Linked DNA regions of Mus musculus: region 2 is linked to region 1. The links are chromatin loops, found by intact Hi-C in ENCODE. Cell type or tissue: gastrocnemius. All regions are shown on one strand. Links, peaks and the distances in the headings refer to the core of each region. The heading gives the core; the rest is flanking DNA. Region 1 overlaps Mast2 (microtubule associated serine/threonine kinase 2). Region 2 overlaps Mast2 (microtubule associated serine/threonine kinase 2).

Region 1 (9,806 bases), core at 777-8,776:
TACTCAGATCTTGGTTTCTAATACTAATCCCAACCCCCCCCCCAAAAAAAACACCCCTCAAGCTTCTTGAAGAAATGACTGACTCTAAGACTGATATAAGATATACAGATGAACTGAGTGGTGGTGGCGCACGCCTTTAATCCCAGCACTTGGGAAGCAGAGGCAGGCAGATTTCTGAGTTCAAGGCCAGCCTGGTCTACAGAGTGAGTTCCAAGACAGCCAAGGCTACACAGAGAAACCCTGTCTCAAAACAAAACAAAAAAAAAAACAAAGAAAAGAAAAGAAATACAGATGAGCAGGATGCATTTCAGTGTTAGAAGGCAAGGAAGTTGCAAATAGCCCTAAAAAGAAAACAGAAACCAAACAGCACTGATGGGATATGTCACAAAACAGGAATCAAATTAAGGGACTTCCTTTCAGTGGCCACAGCTACAATTTAAACAGACAAATAAATAAGATTCTAACTAGAAGATAAGTATCTATTAGCCCATACTAATCAATAAATTAACAAATGAGATGGAGATGAATATATAGACAACTTAAACAACACTACCGACTAATTGAAGACTGCAATACGGTAGTAGACTATATGCTTTTTTTTCAGTGACATGAGAAATTTACTAAAGAATATCATCATATTCAGGGCCATAGTAAAATTAAATACATTTTAAATAATTTAAAATCAATAAAATACTTTGACCACCATGAAATTTAATGATAACTTAGTAAAAGAAGCAATCAGAGAAATCTCTGGGACTTGTTTTTCCTTGTTTGAGACAGTTTGTCTGTTTAGCCCTGGCTGTCCTGGAACTCACTCTGTAGACCAGGCTGTCCTCAAACTCAAAGATCCACCTGCCTCTGCCTCTGCCTCTGCCTCTGCCTCCTGAATGTATGAGCCACTACAGCCAGCTGGGATCTGTTTTTAATGAATATAATTAGTGAGAGGGTATATAGTATATATATAGTTGGGGGGAAAGAGGGACTGCGAAAGGTTTTGGCAAAGCAAAACAAAACAAAACAAAGCCTTCTATAAGCAAGGGGATATAATGATGGGTTCCCCCAGCCTGGTAGTCTAGAAGTTTATAAACATTCTCTCCAATGGTCCATGTTCCAATAGTCTTCCCAAAGCCATTCAGACCCCAACTCTAACTGTAGGTACTGTATCATTCAGTTCTGAGAAAAAGCATAAAGACTAAGTGTAGATCTCACAGACAGGTTAAGAGCAAATTCTTTGGTGTCTGTCTGTCTGTCTCTCTCTCCCCTTTCCCTCCCCCCTTCATTTCTCCCTCTCTCTCTCTCCTCTCTCTATGCAAGTGCCCTTTCTCTCTTTTTCTTCCATCCCTACCCACTCTCCAACCCTCTTGGCCATTTCCCTTGCCTCTGTCCTTGGAGCCTGTGAACTCGATCACCCAAAAGCAGCTTCCCAATAAACCTGCCTTTAATATTTAAAAAACAAAACAAAAAAAAAGACCAAATTCTTCAAGAAGACTTCCATTTTCCTAAAAACAATCCCAGCCTTGGGGTAGGTCTTTGAAATTGACTGACCACAAACTTGTTAAGTCCCCATAGTTCCCTTTAAGGGTTTAATAATTCACTAGAACAACTCAAGAAAGCAACACATTTATTCTAGTTGTACTATAGACTATACTGGAGTGGGTTAAGGTCTGTGAGGGACATTAGAGCTGCTGTGCCTGCAGTGTGGAATAAGGGTGTGTCTATCAGCACATAGATGTGTTTATAAATCAGGAATCTCTACTGAGCTGGTGTGTCCTGAGTCTGCTTGTTTTAAATTGGGATTTTATTATATAGTTGAACTCAATCTTGAGGCCCAGTCTCTTTCTTGGAGATCAGGTTGGCTCAAAGTTTCAACCCTGTAACCACATGGTTAGTTTCTCTGGTGACCAGCCCCTCGGCCCGAAACTACCTTTTATTAAAGTGAGTCATCACTTTAATAAAACCACCATTCCTGTCCAGGAATTAATTTTGGTATAATTACAGATGTCAAAAGTCTAAGAGAATAATTTGTATGCCCACCTTTATTGCAATTCTCTATTTTTCAAATACTTATTTTACCTTAAAAAGTTCAAAATGTTGTCAATATTTGAAAGTTTCTAACAGAATAAAAACATCAGTAACTTAAATAAGACTTACTTGGAGGAAGAGTAACACGCTAGAACATTAATATTTTAAAGAACAAAAAATGTAGCAGCACACAGAACAGGTTTTTTGGGCTCTACCAAGCTCTTTAGTGGATGGAAGGGGGTAATGCTACTAAGTTATAATGAAACAACTACCACATACAAACCAGAAGCACTCAGCTGATCCTGAGACAGCTGCTTCCCTTACAGTTTGGTTATAAAAGAACACAATTATGTAGCAAGCACCTGTGTAGAAAATAGCAAGTTAAACAATGCTACCTTCCCAAGTCACCTACATAATCATTCCCAATAAACCCCTTGTCCTCCTCACTAAGGTCAACATCAGCCTGAGTTTAGACATTCTTTAATCCCCTCTACCTCTGGCAACCTTTAGGCTTTCTGTTAATATATAATGCCTAGCCTAGACATGTCATAAAAATGGAATTACAGAAGCAGCCTTTTGTGTTTTAGTTAGTACGTTTTGCAATTTTATGTTTAAAAAATGCCAATCTTTTTGCAAAATGGTTCTACCAATTTATATCCCCACCATTAGGGCCACTGCCCCCTCCCTCCCACATGACCACTCAACTCAGTAAGTCATCAAAGAAGAGAATATTTTTATGACTTTAATTTGGCAATAACTAATGAAACTGTATCTTTTTAGGTGTGTCTTTAGCTATTTTTCAATTATACTATTATTTACAAGTGTTCCTTAACTGTCCTGAATCAAGAGCCCTTTGTCACATGAGTCACAATTATCTTCTATTTCATTGCCTTTTGACTGTCTCTGGAGTATCTTTTGGTAACTAAAAATTCTTAATTTTCAAGTAGTCAAATTATTAATCTTTTTATATTCAGGTCCCAAAGAAAGGTGGGTCAAGTCTCATTCAGTACCTCTGACTCCCCCAGAACCTCTCACCCTGGGTCCTCCCCTAAACTCCAGCATAGGGGCTGAGCTTCCATTCCCCCAGCTTCTGGCTCCTATATAATTATAGCCATTTTGGCCACACATTCTCTTGGTCCTCCTCTCTAGGCCTCTTGATCACATATGTAGGCTCAAAGTAGATGTGCATGTCTTCCCTAATTGCTTTCCACTTCACTTATTCAAGTAGGGTTTCTTGCTGAACCTGGCATGTAATGATTCCAGTTATTCTAGCTAGCCAGGTTCTATAGGAAGTGTTGGGAGTGCACAGATTATAGGCAAGCTGCAAGGCCTGCCAGGCTTTTATGTGGGTTCTGGGGACCCACATGCTTGCCTGGCAAGTGGTTCATCCACTAAACCACCTCCCCAGTCCTGCCTTTTAGTGTTTCTTGATACGGATATTCAACTGTCCCAATACCGCTTAATGAAAACAATCTTTTTGTTTTTAGCTTTATAAGTAACTTTTGTCTATGTGGACTCTGAAAGAAGAGTCCTAAATCTATTCTTCCTATTAGTGTTCCTTGTCTCACTTAATGGCATCCTTACCCACTCATTACCCAAGCAGGAAATAAGGAGATACTGTATTCTAGTGCTTTAGCCACCTATGTTTTTTCTGTGTTCATGTATTTCTCCACATCTAATAACCTCTTATACCCGGATAATGGCAATGGACTTTTAACTGGTCTCCCAATTGCCAACTGTGGCACTCCTTTTAGCAACTTTAATATTTTTAATCAGATAATTATATACTTGTGGCAAAAAGGTTGCAAGCTGAAAGAAGTGATAGTGTTTTTTTCATTCTTAAAAACTGGTTTATGTGTAAATGTGCATACATCACAGGGGCCACAAGAGGGCACTGAATCCTTTAGTCACTGAATGTGAGCAGTGGGACCTGAACTACAGCCCTCTCCTATGGCTTGAACAGCAATGGCTCTTAACTAGTACAACCCACCTTTCCAAGCCCCAGAAAGTGTTTCTCTTATCATTTTGCTAATGTGGTAAGTGCTCACTTTTAGGATAATGTAGTTCTGATTTTCTTAGACTTTTGTTTGCATTCCTATTAAACCTATTTTCTGTATTGTTCGAGAAAGAAATTTAAGCATGACCTTCAACTTTGTGATTTAAGCCTTAAAAAACACTCTCTTTTTAGGTTAAGAAACAACGTTGGAAAACTTCATAAATTCATCTTCCAGGAAAATGAACATAAGTATGAATGTAAAACTGGCAATACAAGCTCAGGAGACTTACAAACCTCATAAAAACATCCACAGTCCACAGATCTTAGGTACAAGAATGACACAAGATATTAATATCTTAACTCACTATAAAATGGATAGCTCTCCCATAACTTACTTTATCCTCTTAACAAATTCAATTAGCAATTCAATTTATAATCTGGAAACATACATAATGAAGACATGCATTTTTATTTTCTAACTATAACAGGTTCTTTTGTACTTACAGATATGTTGCCTTGGCTTGAACTTTGCTTACTATACAACTATCTTAGAAGGTACCACTTTGCTTTATGATAGCTTATTAAATGAGCATGGGCTTAATACAGTCCTTATGTTTCAAGTTGGCTGTTACTTGTGGCAGCTTCCTCTGCAGTTCTCCTTTCATATACTGCTTCTGACAAGGGACCTGCATACCTTGTTAGCTTTCCATCTTCTCTTTTAGGCATTCTCTCTCCTTTGACATAAAACTACCCAGGTCTGAAATCACATCATCAAAAACGACTGCTTTCTGAAGTCATCAGAACATACTACACTCTACCTTCACTATAAAAAGTGTTATTCCTGAATTCATGGCATTCTCTTTATCATGACTTTTGACAAGAGTGACCTCACTGTCCTCATAATCTTTCAACATCCCAGCCTTGAGAAGTTTCTAGAGAATGCTACACAATGAGGCTGGCCAGTTTCATATTACCCTATGATCCACTGATTCCACTGTCTCTGCATAAAAATCAGACCAAAGTTTTATTGTGTTTATTCTCAAATCGGTTTAAGACACTATTTTATAGTTTACCCTCTCTCCTCAGGCTCTCAGATAATTATCCCACTTTTAACTTCAGAGAGGGAGGAGAAGTAATCAGAAAATAACCTAGATAAGCTCTCATTACTATACCTTCTAATGTCTGTGCTATATTCCCACTCTCCCTATTCCTTCAAAAGTGCACATAACTGTCTGAGATCCTAGCTAAGGTCAATCTGCTTACATACTAGATCTCATTTCATCTCAGCCACACAAGGACTGTGGTAGACATTGCCCCTTTTCAGGAATGGCCAAGGTTTTTACTACATGGAATGACTTCCATCAGCACACAATACATTACATTTCTAACTTTTTCTCCTTTTGTGCAAGGGAACTAATCTAGGGTCTTGTTCACATCAGGCAAGGGATTTACACCTCTGAGTTATATTGCTTCCTATTTTTATAGTAATGTTTCTACACTTAGTATTACCATTTTCTTTTTGACTCTCTAATCAGTCCCTGGCCACTAATATTCCATCAAAGCAGCTACCAAATATCAACACTGACACCACACTACATCCAAATGGCAGTCCTCAGACTTCATGTCACTGATAGCTCCACTTGAAATACTTGTTCTTATTGCTGTTGGCGCCAAGACACTAGTGTTTCTTCCTCCTCTTCTTCCTCCTTCTTTTCTTCTGTGCTCTCCCTACTCTGACCTTTAAGAACAAGAATGCACCTTTAGTTTCTGGTCATTACTCCCAGGAACTCATCTAGACATGCAGGTTTTTTTTTTTATCTTATCTGCAATGTTTATGTCTTCCACACTCCATGTAATGCTCAATTGCATCATAAATGCACAGACAACATCTCACTATAAGGACCCAGCACCAGAAGTGCTGGGATCAGAGGTGGACTTTCAGAAAGACAGAACTAGAATGATTAGAGGTAGTACCTACAAAGCACAAAGAAGAAGAATGAAACTATAGAGACAAAGGTTAAAACAAATAATAGAATAATACGCATAGGGTACAAGAGGAGGATAACTCACTGCAAAGTTAGTAGTAGAAAAAAATCTGAATGGCACAACACTGGAAAGCTCAAAATTATGAGCATATCTAAACAACCAATAACAAAGGAGTGAAACTGAAGAGAATACAGTAAATCAAATGCTACATGTTTTTAATAATAAATAAGAAGACAATCTCAGAGCCAGGCGTGGTGGTGCACACCTTTAATTCCAGCACTCGGGAGGCAGAGGCAGAGGCAGGCGGATTTCTGAGTTTGAGGCCAGCCTGGTCTACAAAGTGAGTTCCAGGACAGCCAGGGCTGTACACAGAGAAACCCTGTATTGAAGAAGAAGAAGGAGGAGGAGCAGGAGGAGGAGGAGGAGAAGAAGAAGAAGAAGGAAGAAGAAAGGAGAAGGAGAAGGAGGAGGAGGAGGAAGAAGAAAGGAGGAGAAGGAGGAGGAGAAAGAAGGAGGAGAAGGAGAAGAAGAAAGAGAAGAAGTAGAAGAAGAAAGAGAAGAAGAAAGAAGAAGAAGAAAGAAGAAAGAAGAAGAAAGAAGAAGAAGAAGAAGAAGAAGAAGAAGAAGAAGAAAGGAGAAGAAGGAGAAAGAAGAAAGAAGAAGAAGAAGAAAGAAGAAGAAGAAGAAAGGAGGAGAAAGAGAAAAAGTAGAAGAAGAAAGAAGAAGAAAAAAGAAGAAGAAGAAGAAAGAAGGAGGAGGAGGAGGAGGAGGAGGAGGAGGACAATCTCAGATTGCCAGAGAAGTTGAAGTTACAGGACAAACACTGCTTCCCAAAGTGGAAATAAAGAAGCAGAAGCAGATGCAGGATATCTGAATTTATAGACAAGACTTTCATAAACAAAAACCTCCTTGGGAACCAGTAAGAAGGCCTGCAATGGACAATTTGTCCAAGCTTAGTATAGGCTATGCTAAGAGTTAAGAGTTGCTGGATAATGTATTTTTTTATTCAATATGCATGGGCGTTTTGGCTGGATCAATGTCTGTGTATCTTGTGTACTCATGGTGACTGAGGAAGTCAGAAGAGGGCACTGGATCTCCTGAGACTGGTAACAACTGTTACTGTGAGCTGCTATGGAGGTGCTGAGAACCAAACCTAGGTCCTCTGCAAGAGTAACCAGCACTGTGAACCACTGAATCATCGCTCTAACCGTCTCTCTAAGTATAGGTAAATTTTATGCACAGGGAAGTTACCAGATTCTCACAGTGAATGTTTTAAGAAAAAGTTCATTTGATTTGAGAAGAAGCAGAGGAAGAAGGACCATTATGAAAAAGTCAGGGCATTCTGTTCTTAACGAAGGCCAGCTGCTGAAGAAACTACAAAAATGTACTTCATCTATTGGAAAAGAAACACTCAACTCCTGCTACTTAGAATCTCCGGCCCACATAATCTGGGGGAATTAAACTAAAATATGCTAGTTTATAAGGTTTGCAGCATGGACCATCCAAAGACTTAGACTCAAATATACAACTAGAGAATACTTCTCTCCCAACCCTATCAAATTTACTGTGGTTAATTTATGTAGTACATTATAGCCATCTATTAACAGCAACAACAAAAAAATAATACGAGTTGGGTGTGGTGGTGCACACCTTTAGTTCCAGCAGAAGCAGGTAGATCTGAGGCCAGGCTGGTCTATGGAGGGAATGCTAGGTAGGCCTTCCAAGGTAGCATAGCAAGACCTTGTCTCAAAACAAAACAAAAAGACTTACAAGGCATACTAAAAAAGCAAAAGAAGAAGGGAAAATATCCCTATGATTAATACTTTATGTGCTTGAATGGAAAAGGAGACAAGTTTCCAAACGTTCACTCAAGAAATATGGGAAATTACAAAAGCAGATGGGTGTTGCAGAAGTAAAGGTAAGGCTAAAGATCAAAAACCACTGTACTGTAAGTCAAGGATACTGTACTGACAGACAGGACACATCTCAGGGAAACATCACCAACTTAAGAAGATGGCAATAGACATGCCAAAAATAGAAAAGGTAAGGAGAAATGGGGAGGAGGAGAGGGAAAAGGAGGAGAACATTTGGGAGCTGAGACAACCAGCGAAAGCTGTAGCAGACCTGTGGTTGAGTAAGAGAAGAAGAAACAGAGAAGGGAGAGAAGAACATTTGGAACAATAAGAAAGGAAAACCCTGCAGACTGGAGCGATAGCTCAGTGGTTAAGAGCACTGGCTGTTCTTTACAGAGGATTCAGGATCAATTCCCAGCACCCACTTGGCAGCTCACACCTGTGTGTAACTCCAGTTCCAGGGGTCCAAACACGACCACACGGACTCAGATGCCGTCAAAATGCCAATAAACATAAAATAATAAATAGATTCTTTAAAAACCCAAACTAATGTCTTATAAAAGCTGTCGAGCAAGGAAAGTGAGAAAGCATAGAAAGGATGAGCTCCCTGTCCAACCTATCCAGGTTTATGTGTACACACAGAAGATCAGAGAAAGGGGTTTTGAAGTCTTGGAAGAAGGTGGGAAGCACTGCCTTCTCCACAGAAGAGCACACACAAAATGACACCCTCACAGACAAAGGTGACAGCAGAGTGAAATAGAATAAGGGGAGGGAGAGAAGAGAGAAAAAAAGAATAATCTTAGAATTCTATGCCTATGAAAATAGTCTTCAAAAGCAGAGGAGAAATACCTTTTCAAAAAATATTAGTAATTTAATATCAGCAGATCTATCTTCACAGAAATAGTTGAAAAGCAGTTCATAAAGAAAAAATTATATAGGCAAGAAACTGACTTCTACATAAAGAAAGCATTTGGCTTAGCATGTGGCTCAATTCCCAGTACTTGTTGAAAAAAAAACCAACACATTGCAGGCAATTATTATTTTAATAAAAAATTTATTATTACTATTATATGTGTATGAATGTTTTTACCTGCCTGTATGCATGCATGTATGTGTTCCACATAAATGCTTGGTGCTTGATGAAGTTAGAAGAGGATGTCAGATCCCCAGGAACCAGAGACAACTAGGAACCAAATCTGAGTTCTCTGCTAGAACAGCAAGGGCTCTTAACCACAAGCCATCTCTCCAGCTCCAGTATGCCAAGTCTTAAAGTGTATTTGCCTAACAACAAAGTATCAAAATGCATAAGGCAAAAATGAACACTATCAGGGGTGATAGAAGGTGACATAATAGTTACAAATTTTAATGTCCTTTCAAGAGAAATGGCAGATCTAGGAGGCAGAAACTTACTGAGGACTAATTAAACTTATCATAGCAGTCATATGAATATAATGGACAATACAACAATTACATCTACATACCATATCATATGAAAAATTTATCAAAACAAACTACATTCTTGACCAGAACATATATCTCACAAAGCTTAGAAGAACAGAAATCATTCTGTATCTGCTTAGAGCAAAATAAAGTTAGAAATCGATAAAAGTAAGATAGCTGGAATAAATTTATAAAAATATTATTTATTATATACCTTTAAAACATTTGAAAATATTTTGAACAAAATAAAATTGAAAGCACAAAATTTGTGAGATGCAGAAGTCAATACTTGACTGCATTAATGGATATACTAGAACAGATAATCTAAACTCATTCTAAGTTTATACATTTGAAACTAGGAAAAAAAGCAAATTAAATTATTAACTATTCAAGCAGAAGAAAATAAATTCTAGAGATATAATAAAATTAGATACAAGGAAATAGAGAAAAATCGATATGATCTAAAGCTGGTTATTTGAAAAGACAAACCAACCACCCCCTTGTCAAAT
Region 2 (9,806 bases), core at 801-8,800, 110 kb after region 1:
CAGCATTTTAATCACAATTTTTCTAGACTTTCTTCAATAGTTTCCTGTCTGGACTGTTTCTTTAAGGGGACTTTTTAAAAAGAGGATTGTCACAGAAGCCTACAATGTCTCTCAGTTAGAAGCCTGCAACTGTCAATACCACTTCAAAAGAAGCTTCCTTGCCCATACAGCCTGTGGCAGCACAGATCATGGACTTCCCACATGGTTTCTGGTAGCAGCATGGACCACAGCCATCAAGATGGCTTCAGGCAGAAGCACAGAACCACAGACATCTACATGACCTCAGGTGGCAGCACTCAAAGCAAATCAACATGGTTTCTGTGAGAGCCCTGATCATAGACATCGACGTGGTCTCAGGCAGCAGTATTGACCACAAACATCAACATGACCCCAGGCAGCAGCATGGACCAAGGACAGCAGCATGGAGATCTTTTGATTAGAAGAGGCGTAATCCAGAAAATGAACCATTCATTCTTCAGCTCAGATTCCTTGTTACTCAGAGCCAAGGTAATTGTGTGGATGGGCAGCGAGTACAGGGGCAGAACCTGTTCGAGCTCCAAGCTGCTGTACACCACTCTGCCCTACTTGGCAATAACATGCTCCTTGGTCTACTGGCTACACTCCCATATCTGTCACCTCTCTCTGCCACAAATACCTGTGCCGCTCCCCAACCAACACTCCATCATCTTCCCATCTCTATCACACCTTCACTTACTGAAGTGGCACTGCAAACTGCTGGATATCACACATTATATTTTTTTTGCCCAAGCAGCTTTACATGCAAATGCTTATTGCAATGAGTCATTGGTCTGCTTCAAGATTTCTAAAGTAACATTAAATTCTGGACTATCACTGAGACTCATCTTGGATATCCTGTTGTTGGCCAAAGTCAGGGTGATCTTGCAACAGGGCAATGCATTAAGGGGAAGAAGGCCACTACATACCTCCCTGCTCTCGGCATCAGCCACTACAGTGGGTCCCTGGGCAAGACCACTGTGCTTGCATCCTATGAGCTGTGTTGTGGGCCCTCACTCGTCAAACCCCAGCAGGACTAGCAGGCAAGTAAGCAACCAGGCAGCAACAGCAGTGGCCAGTGGTAGTGCAGGTCTCTCGGCAGGCAAGGACCACCAACTCTACTCCACCAGTGACATCCTCTTTTGTCCCCAGTAGCCGTCCATGTTCCTATCACCCATACCAGTCACCCACACAGCTGCTGCTATGTCTCTAGTTCTGCTTCTCTCTGACATCTTTTTCTCCATGAAGCCACTTTTTTCTTTTTATTTATTCTTCGTGAGTTTCATATCATGCACTCTTGTATCATCTCCCCATCCACTCATATCGGCCTTTCACTCTTGCAACCTCCCCCATAAAATAAAAAATACACACAAACAACAAAAACACAGAAAATCATCTCATCATGGAAGCTGTAGTAAGTCACGTGCCCCACAATATATCCCCCTGTCCACACATGGGGGCGGGGAGGCTCGTTTAAAAGCATCTTCCTATAAGACCTTTCTTTTCTCACTTGTTCTGGAGATACTACACACTCTGCAGGCTCATCCTCTACTGCTGCATCTCCCCTTCGAAGCCTCTGCGAGTCTCTTCAGGCTCCTCAGAGCAGCTCAGGGTGACCATCGTTTTCTTTTTTTTTTTAATCTTTATTAGGTATTTTCCTCATTTACATTTCCAATGCTATCCCAAAAGTCCCCCATACCCTCCCCCCCCACTCCTCTACCCACCCACTCCCACTTTTTGACCCTGGCATTCCCCTGTACTGGGGCATATAAGACCATCGTTTTCTTATTTAATTCACTCTTTTAAGATTTGTAGTGGTGGTGGTGGTGGTGTTTTGGTTCTTTCGAGGCAGGGTTTTGCCTATGCATATGTACGTGTACCACATGCATACCTAGTGTCCCCTAATGTCAAAGGAAAGCATTGGATCCCCTGGAATAAAAGTTAGAGGTTGTCATAATCCATCATGTGGGTACTGGGAATTGAACCCAGTTCCTAGGAAAGAGGAGCTAGTGTTCTTAACAATGGTGCTGTCACTCCAAACCTTCCTAACCACTGAGCTATCTCTTCAGCCCTAAGACAGTCATTTTTATTTCAAATTCAAACCTATTACACTACAAAGAATTCAAATCTAACTTCAAAGCCTGCTTTTTCTCCATACTGTTTCTAAATGATATAAAGAATTGTACGCAAGCAATAGAAAAAAAAGCAAAAAAAAGCAAAATGTTTTTAAAAACCCTGGGATGCAGCATGAACCACTACTGCTCTTGCAGAGGACTCAAGCTCCACTCCCAGCACCTATGCTGTATGGCCTACAGCTGTCCATACTTCAGCCCAAGGGGGATCCGATGCCTCTTCATGTGTGCCTGTGCTCACATACACAGACATGCACACATTATAAAAATAAAATAAAAACACTAAGATGGTGTTTAATCTCAGGAAGTAAATAAATAAAAAGTAATAACCTGATAGGAGTTGACAAGGACATAAGGAATCATTATTGACAACATACAAACTGGAAACCAGGCATAGTATTTCACACCTTTGATCACAGGGGACAGAGAAAAAGGTGGATCTCTGTGAGCTCAAGGCCAACCTGGCCTACGTATTCCATTCTAGGCCTGCCAGGACTGTCTCAAAATAAATGAATACATATAAATATGAACACACACATATTTGGTATAATCACATAAAAAACAATTTGAAAATAGCACCCAAGAAGAGAAACTCTAGAACATGTGCAAAAAAGATAGATGAGTTTAAGATTATTTACTGTAGCACTTTAACAAAAAGGATGGAAATAACCTAAGGAATAAATTGACATTTATTCACAATATACCCAGACAAGGTGGCACATCCCTTTAGTCCCAGCACTTGACAGACAGATCTCTCTGTGTGTTAGAGGCAAGCCTGATCTATAAAGAGAATTCTAGGTTAGGTTAACCAGGGGTATATAGACGGTCTCAAAAAAAAAAAAAAAGGAAAAAAGTATGAATGATGAATGAATAAATCAACATACTACTATAGAGTAAACAAACTGATTTGAATATAGCAACATAGATCGAGACTGGCAAACCAAAGCCTACCCATCTGCCAGACCCAGCTAGGAAGATAGAAGTATTTTTCTATGTTTTTTTAAAATATTTATCTATTTATTTTATTTATATGAGTACAGATACATGAGAGGGCATCAGGTTATAGATAGATGGTTGTGAGCCACACCATGTGGATGCTGGGAATTGAATTTAGGACCCCTGGAAGAGCAGTCAGCGCTCTTAACAGCTAATTCATCTCTCCAGCCCTATTTTTTATGTTTTAAAAGTAGAAAAGCAAATACTTCATGAAATATTATCAATATGAAAATATTACAAATTACATGAAATTCCAGCTTCAACTTCAGGTCACTTTGTAACTTACTGGATTATTAAACTTTTTTTTTTTTGAGACAGGTCCTCACGTTTTCCCAGGCTGGCCTAAAACTCTCTATAGCTAAGAACGACTCTGTCTGTCTCTGTCTCATGATTCTAATACAGCATCACGTCTGTTGTGCAGTGCTGTGTAGTAAGCCCAGGGCTTCATATGCGCTAGGCAAGCACCCTGCACATTGGGCTGCACCCTACCCCCTAAGCTAATTCATCTGCATCGTTACTATCACAATCTAACAACAGATTATAATCAAAGCCTCATGAGTGTAGGGTAGTCAAAGATCTAATGTACCAAAAGCAAAGGAAAAGAAGTTTTTTTAGATTTTCTATCAGGTGTGGGGAACAAGGCCTTTTCTAAAATCCAAAATGGTGGTGACACAAAACTCTGTGGGCTCTGAAAAGAATAAAAGGAAACTAAAATTCTACCGACTACACCAAGGTTATAGGTCCAAAGCAGAGAATAGCTACAAGTTGATAAAATATGATTCCCTTCCTAAGCATCTATATAATGTCCTCAGCCTTCTAGCAGTTAGCTAGAGGCCTGTAACTGATTTTAGAAGTAAAATACAAGTGAAAATGATTATGCTGGCCCATCATCCTCAGGCGACCTTGCAAGAACCAAGATAGAGAATGGAAAAGTGTGTATCAGTCTAGGTCATTCTGAATGTATCTATTACAGCAACCAGTGTTCCCTAACTGATATAAAGACCAAAGTCTGAGCTAGAATAACAATGTCTCTTTCTTTGAGTAGTCAAAGGCAGAAACTAAATATCCCAGGGTTACCTGAACCAAAAAAAAAAAAAAAATCACATTAATAACATCCCTTTAAAATAACTTTAAAAACTATTGCCAAGCCGGGCGGTGGTGGTGCACACCTTTAATCCCAACACTTGGGAGGCAGAGGCAGGCGGATTTCTGAGTTCGAGGCCAGCCTGGTCTACAGAGTGAGTTCCAGGACAGCCAGGGCTACACAGAAACCCTGTCTTGCAAAACAAAACAAAACAAAAACTACTGCCAACTATATCCAAATGTTCTGCTTCATAAATCATTCCTAAATACCTAACAGAAAACCTAACAATACTAGAAAGTAGCTCTACTTTGGTGAATTAAGTATTAAAGGATTTTGAAATAGCTCAACTTCTCCCACAGTGAGCACTCCTAATACTATAGTTGTCATAGCATACCTCAGAATTTAGAAATAAGGGCCTCTAAAGTTTAAATCTTAATTACATTCTCAAATCAGTGGAGATATATGCATCCCATTCTAAGATAGGTTCTTTATAAAGAAAACTGGTGGAGGCCAGAGAAAACTTTCAAGAGTTGGGTTCTCTCCTTCCATCTTTTTTGTTTTAAAGGAAGGGGTCTCTCTTGCTGTTTCTGCTGTGCTTCATACTTCAAGCTAGATAGCCCATGAGCTTCTGCTTGATTCTCCTATTCCCACCACCCATCTTGCTCACTGAAGTGCTAGAATTGCAGATATACTTTTAACATTGGCTCCAGGTATCTAACTCTGGTCACCAGGCTTGCACAACAACTGCCTACCTAACAGCCCAGCATGACTCTTATTTCATTCACTGTACTATCAGTCATGAAGAATTTATTATTTATTTTGTAAAGAAAATAGAATTCAAAATGCATAGAGAGCTGGAAGTCAGAAAAAGAGACACAAATTACTACCCTTAAGGAGCAAATGTTCTAATATGGAAGAAAATCAGTAAGTACCAAAAAATGTGGCCATACTATCAATAGAAGATAAGAATACAACGAGAAAAGGAAGTGACCATGAGAGTTATTTTGGAACAGATAGTCAAGAAAGGTTTCTTTAAGAATATTATCTCAAATTGTGTTCGCAGCCTTTGCCGCTCTCCAATGCCAGTGCCACCTCTTGCTTGCTGAGCTCCAGCCGAAGGAGAAGGGGGGTAAGTAAGGAGGTGTCCATACCATGGCTCTTACAAAGCAGACTGCCCGCAAATCCACGGTTGGTAAAGCACCCAGGAAACAACTGACTACAAAAGCTGCTCACAAGAGTGCGCCCTCTACTGGAGGGAGTGAAGAAACCTCATCATTACAGGCCTGGTACTGTGGCACTCAGTGAAATCAGATGCTATCAGAAGTCCACTGAGCTTCTGATTCCCAAGCTCCCTTTTCAGCATCTGGTGCGAGAAATTGCTCAGGACTTCAAAACAGATCTGCTCTGCGCTTCCAGAGTGCAGCTATTGGTGCTTTGCGGGAGGCAAGCGAGGCCTATCTGGTTGGCCTTTTTGAAGATACCAATCTGTGTGCTACCCATGCCAAACCTGTAACAATTATGCCAAAAGATATCCAGCTAGCAAGCCGCATACGTGGAGAACGTGATTAAGAGTCCACTATGAGGGGAAACATTTCATTCTTAAAAAAATTTTTTTTCCTCTTCTTCCTGTAATCAGTAGTTCTGAATGTTAGATATTTTTTCCATGGGGTCAAAGGTACCTAAGTATATGATTGCAAGTGGAAACAGAGGGGACAGAATCAGGTATTGGCAGTTTCTCCATGTTTACTTGTGTGTATTTTTAATATAAATGCAAGATGTAAAGCATTAATGCAAGCAAAATGTTTCAGAACACATTTTAACAGTTCAACTTCATAACAATTATAAATAAACCTGTTAAAATTTTCTGGACAATAACAGCATTTGGATTTTTTAAAAATAAGTAATTTCTTATTGACGGCAACTAAATGGTGTTTGTAGCATTTTTATCACACAGTAGATTCCATCCATTCACTATACTTTTCTAACTGAGTTGCCCTACAGACAAGTACCTGTTTTTAATGTTGTCTGTCTTCTGTGCTATTCCTGTAAGTTTGCTATTAAAATACATTAAACTATTAAAAAAAAAGCATTATCTCACCAGGCAGTGGTGGCCCACGCCTTTAATCCCAGTACGTGGGAGACAGAAGCAGGTGGATTTCTGAATTTGAGGCAAGCCTGGTCTACAGAATGAGTTCCAGGACAGCCAGGACTGCACAGAGAAAAACAGTCTCAAAAAACCAAAATAAACAAACAGACAAAACAACAACAACAACAAAGGAAGCATTATCTCAACAGACATGAACAAAGTAAGAAAACCATCTGTACACATCCATCTGGAAAAGGGAATTCTAGATACAGAAACCATAAGTAAAAAATCCCTAAAGCAATAGTAATCTTTTTAAATGTTCTCAGGTAGACAGAAATGTTTACTATACTTGGGGACCACCAAGGCAGCCATTGTGACTAGAGCTAGTAAACAAGATGAGGAAGTTAGGCCAAGGGCCAGATTTCATAAAGTCTTACAGGACAAAGTCAACAGCCCTTTGGACTTTGATCTAAATTATGAAGGAAACAACTGTAAAGGTTTTTTAGTAAAGTGACAAGCTCATACTTAAGGTTCTACAGAATGATTTTCTATGTGTAAAATATCACACAAGGAAGAGACCACTAAGAATAGGACAGAAGATGAGTCATGAAACTCATAGGAATTTACATGAAAGATCTAACGGGGTAACACTGTAGATTCTGTAGTTCTACCTCCCCCCTCCCCACCAGCCCTTGGCAGGATTTGTCTGTGTATCTTTGGCTGACCTCAAACTCACAAAGATCTACCTTCCTCTCCCTCCCAAGTGCTGGGATTAAAGGCATGGGGGCCACCATTACCCAGTCTGACAGTATAGAGAAATGGTGGAAATGAGTAGGGTGGTTTCCTCAATTTGAATGTAGTACCTAATAGACATGAGGGACTGGATGTAAAATGAAAGGTTAAGAACAGAATCACAGGACCAGCAGCTTGGCTCAGTGGGTAAAGGCACTTGTTACACAGACAAGTTGATAATTGAGTTCCATCTTTAGAATCTGTATAGCAGGAAAGCATCAACTCCATCAACTTGTTCTGTGACCTTGTCTTCGGAGGTACAAGTGCGCGCGCACACACACACACACACACACACACACACACACACACAGAGTGTGGTGCTTTGAATGAAAAATGGCCTCCATATTCTCATAGGAAGTAGCACTATTGAGAAATGTGGCCTTGTTTGAGGAAGTGTGTCACTGGGGGTAGGCTTTGGGTTTTCAGAAGCCCAAGCCAGGCCCAATGTCCCTCTCCCTTCATGCTGCCTGCTCCTTGACAGCACCATGTCTATCTTGCATGCTTCGATGCTTCCCATCATGTCAACAATGGACTAAACCTCTGAACTTATAAGCCAGCCCCAATTAAATGTTTTCTAAGAGTTGTTATAGTGACAGTGTCTCTTTACATCAATAAAACCCTAATACACACAGATACACTATAAAGAAGTCTAAAAAAATAAAAAGGAACAAATCAAATCAGTACTTGTTAGATTTAAAAAGAGATTTGAGACTAAGGCCATCCTCTGTTACTTAATGAGTCCCTGGCCTACCTGAGTTACATAGTGAGACCTTGCATCAACAACAACATTTATGGAGAGATGGTACATCTCTTAAGAGTTCTTGCTGCTCTTCCAGAAGAATGGAGTTCAGTGCCTAACAGGACAAACTCCACAAGCACCTGAACACTCACATTCTCACACAGACACACATAATCAGTGACAGAGTCCAAGATGTGGTCTGAATAACTTAATGAATATGAATGGTGGTGCTATTTGGTAACATGGAAAGACTAGAAAAGACACAGACTGGGAAGTGAACATCTAAAGTTTAATTTGGGCAAGCTAAAAACATGGCTCAGTGATTAAGAACACTGGCTGCTCTTGCAGAGGACCAGGGTTTGACTCCCAGAACCCAAATTGTAGCACACAAATGTCTGTGACTCAAGTTCCAGGAGATCTAATGCTCTCTTCTGGCCTCTGTGGACATATGACACACAGACATACATACAGGCAAAACACCCAAACACATTGTATTAGTCAGGGTTCTCTAGTGTCAAAGAACTTATGGGCCAGGCAGTGGTGACTCACACCTTTAATCCCAGCACCTGGGAGGCAGATGCAGGGGTTTGAGGCCAGCATGGTCTACAGAGTGAGTTTCAGGACAGCCAGGGCTACACAGAGAAATCCTGTTTCAAAAAACCAAAAAAAGAACTTATGGGTAGTCTCTACATAGTAAGGGAATTTGTTAATGACTTACAATCTATAGGCCAACTCCCCAACAATGGTCAGCAGAAGCTGTAAATGCAAGTCCAAGGATCTAGAAATTGCTCAGTCCCACAAGGTACAGAGAGAATCTTCCTTCTTCCAATGTTCTCATGTGGATCTCCAGCAGAAGGTGTGGCCCAGATTAAAGGTGTGTGCCACAACGCCGGGATCTGGGACTTGCTTTGTCCCAGATGACCTTGAAGTCAGAGATGATCTTGCCTTAAGTCTCCTGGGATTCATAGCCAGTATGCTTCAAGATCTCCATGCCAAGATTTGGGTCAGAAACTTGTATCTACCAGCCTTAAGATGAGGATCACAGGTGAGCCTTCCAATTCTGGATTGTAGTTCATTCCAGATATAGTCAAGTTGACAACCAGGAATAGCCACTACAATCCACCCCTTGTCAACTTGACACAAATAATATCTCATGTCCTCATGAAACAATAACAAAGTCATGAATACGCCTCACATGATATAACTATTCCTCGTACAATCGCAAACGCATTTGTAGACTTACAATGGGGCAATGTCTCTTGGGAATATTCTTTTAGTATCTCAACTTAAACACCAATTGATGTTAAAGAAATTGGAAGAAAGACAAATGTGTTCTTAACCAAGTAAAATAGAAGCATTCATATTACTTTATAATCCTCATTTCTGCAACTGATTACATGGTCTTAGCTGGTATTTATTAACTACCTTTCTCTACTACCTATTCTATATTTCCTCTACTCTCTGCAAGCACCTCAGCAGGTATTGGCTCATTCCAGATGGGCCTGCATCCCTTGCCATCCTGCTTGGATTAGGCTGTTGTAGTTTCCCACTGACTTTAATCACAGGACATGGTAGTACTAAGAGACATTTTAAGGGATCTCCTGCACTCCAAGACATAATCCTGCTTACCTCCATTGTGGAGAGGCAATCCAATTTCCCCATGGTAATCTGCATCTGTCACCCCTCCTAACACGATTCCCTTCTTAGCCTGTTGGTTTAAGGCCATTAGAAGCCCAAAATGACTAGGGGGAAGTCTGAGCTTCCAGTTCAATGGAATATTTGTTGTGGCTCCTGGTAGGATCATTCCCCCTCTGGAACCAAAACTTCTAAGCCAGCAGAACCTATAGTTGTGGGGACAGGAAGCAAAAATTTTCCTAGAGGGACACTAGGAGTGATAGTGAGTGGAACTATTCCCTTCTCCAGCCCTTGATTCCTGGACCAAGGAAATACCATGATGATGGA

Evidence for each region. A loop is a pair of places that touch in the nucleus more often than their neighbours do. Peaks named below come from ENCODE experiments on the same cell type or tissue, not always from the same donor. Only the 100,000 strongest peaks of a DNase experiment are listed, where the experiment ranks them.
Region 2: it touches region 1 in a loop (4-fold over the local background); 14 of 42 quality-filtered maps call a loop at or near these places.

What each region holds. Positions count from the first base shown.
Region 1 is chr4:116,338,402-116,348,207 of GRCm38, forward strand. The region is part of intron 5 of Mast2 (microtubule associated serine/threonine kinase 2); the gene reads right to left. Among named protein-coding and RNA genes, the nearest start is that of Mast2, 120 kb to the right of the region's middle. In gastrocnemius, for the core only: a CTCF peak has its summit at 3,903 (motif pointing right); a DNase peak (open chromatin) is centred at 3,917.
Region 2 is chr4:116,443,409-116,453,214 of GRCm38, forward strand. All of the region lies in intron 1 of Mast2 (microtubule associated serine/threonine kinase 2), which reads right to left. Among named protein-coding and RNA genes, the nearest start is that of Mast2, 16 kb to the right of the region's middle. In gastrocnemius, for the core only: a CTCF peak has its summit at 5,470 (motif pointing left); a DNase peak (open chromatin) is centred at 5,462.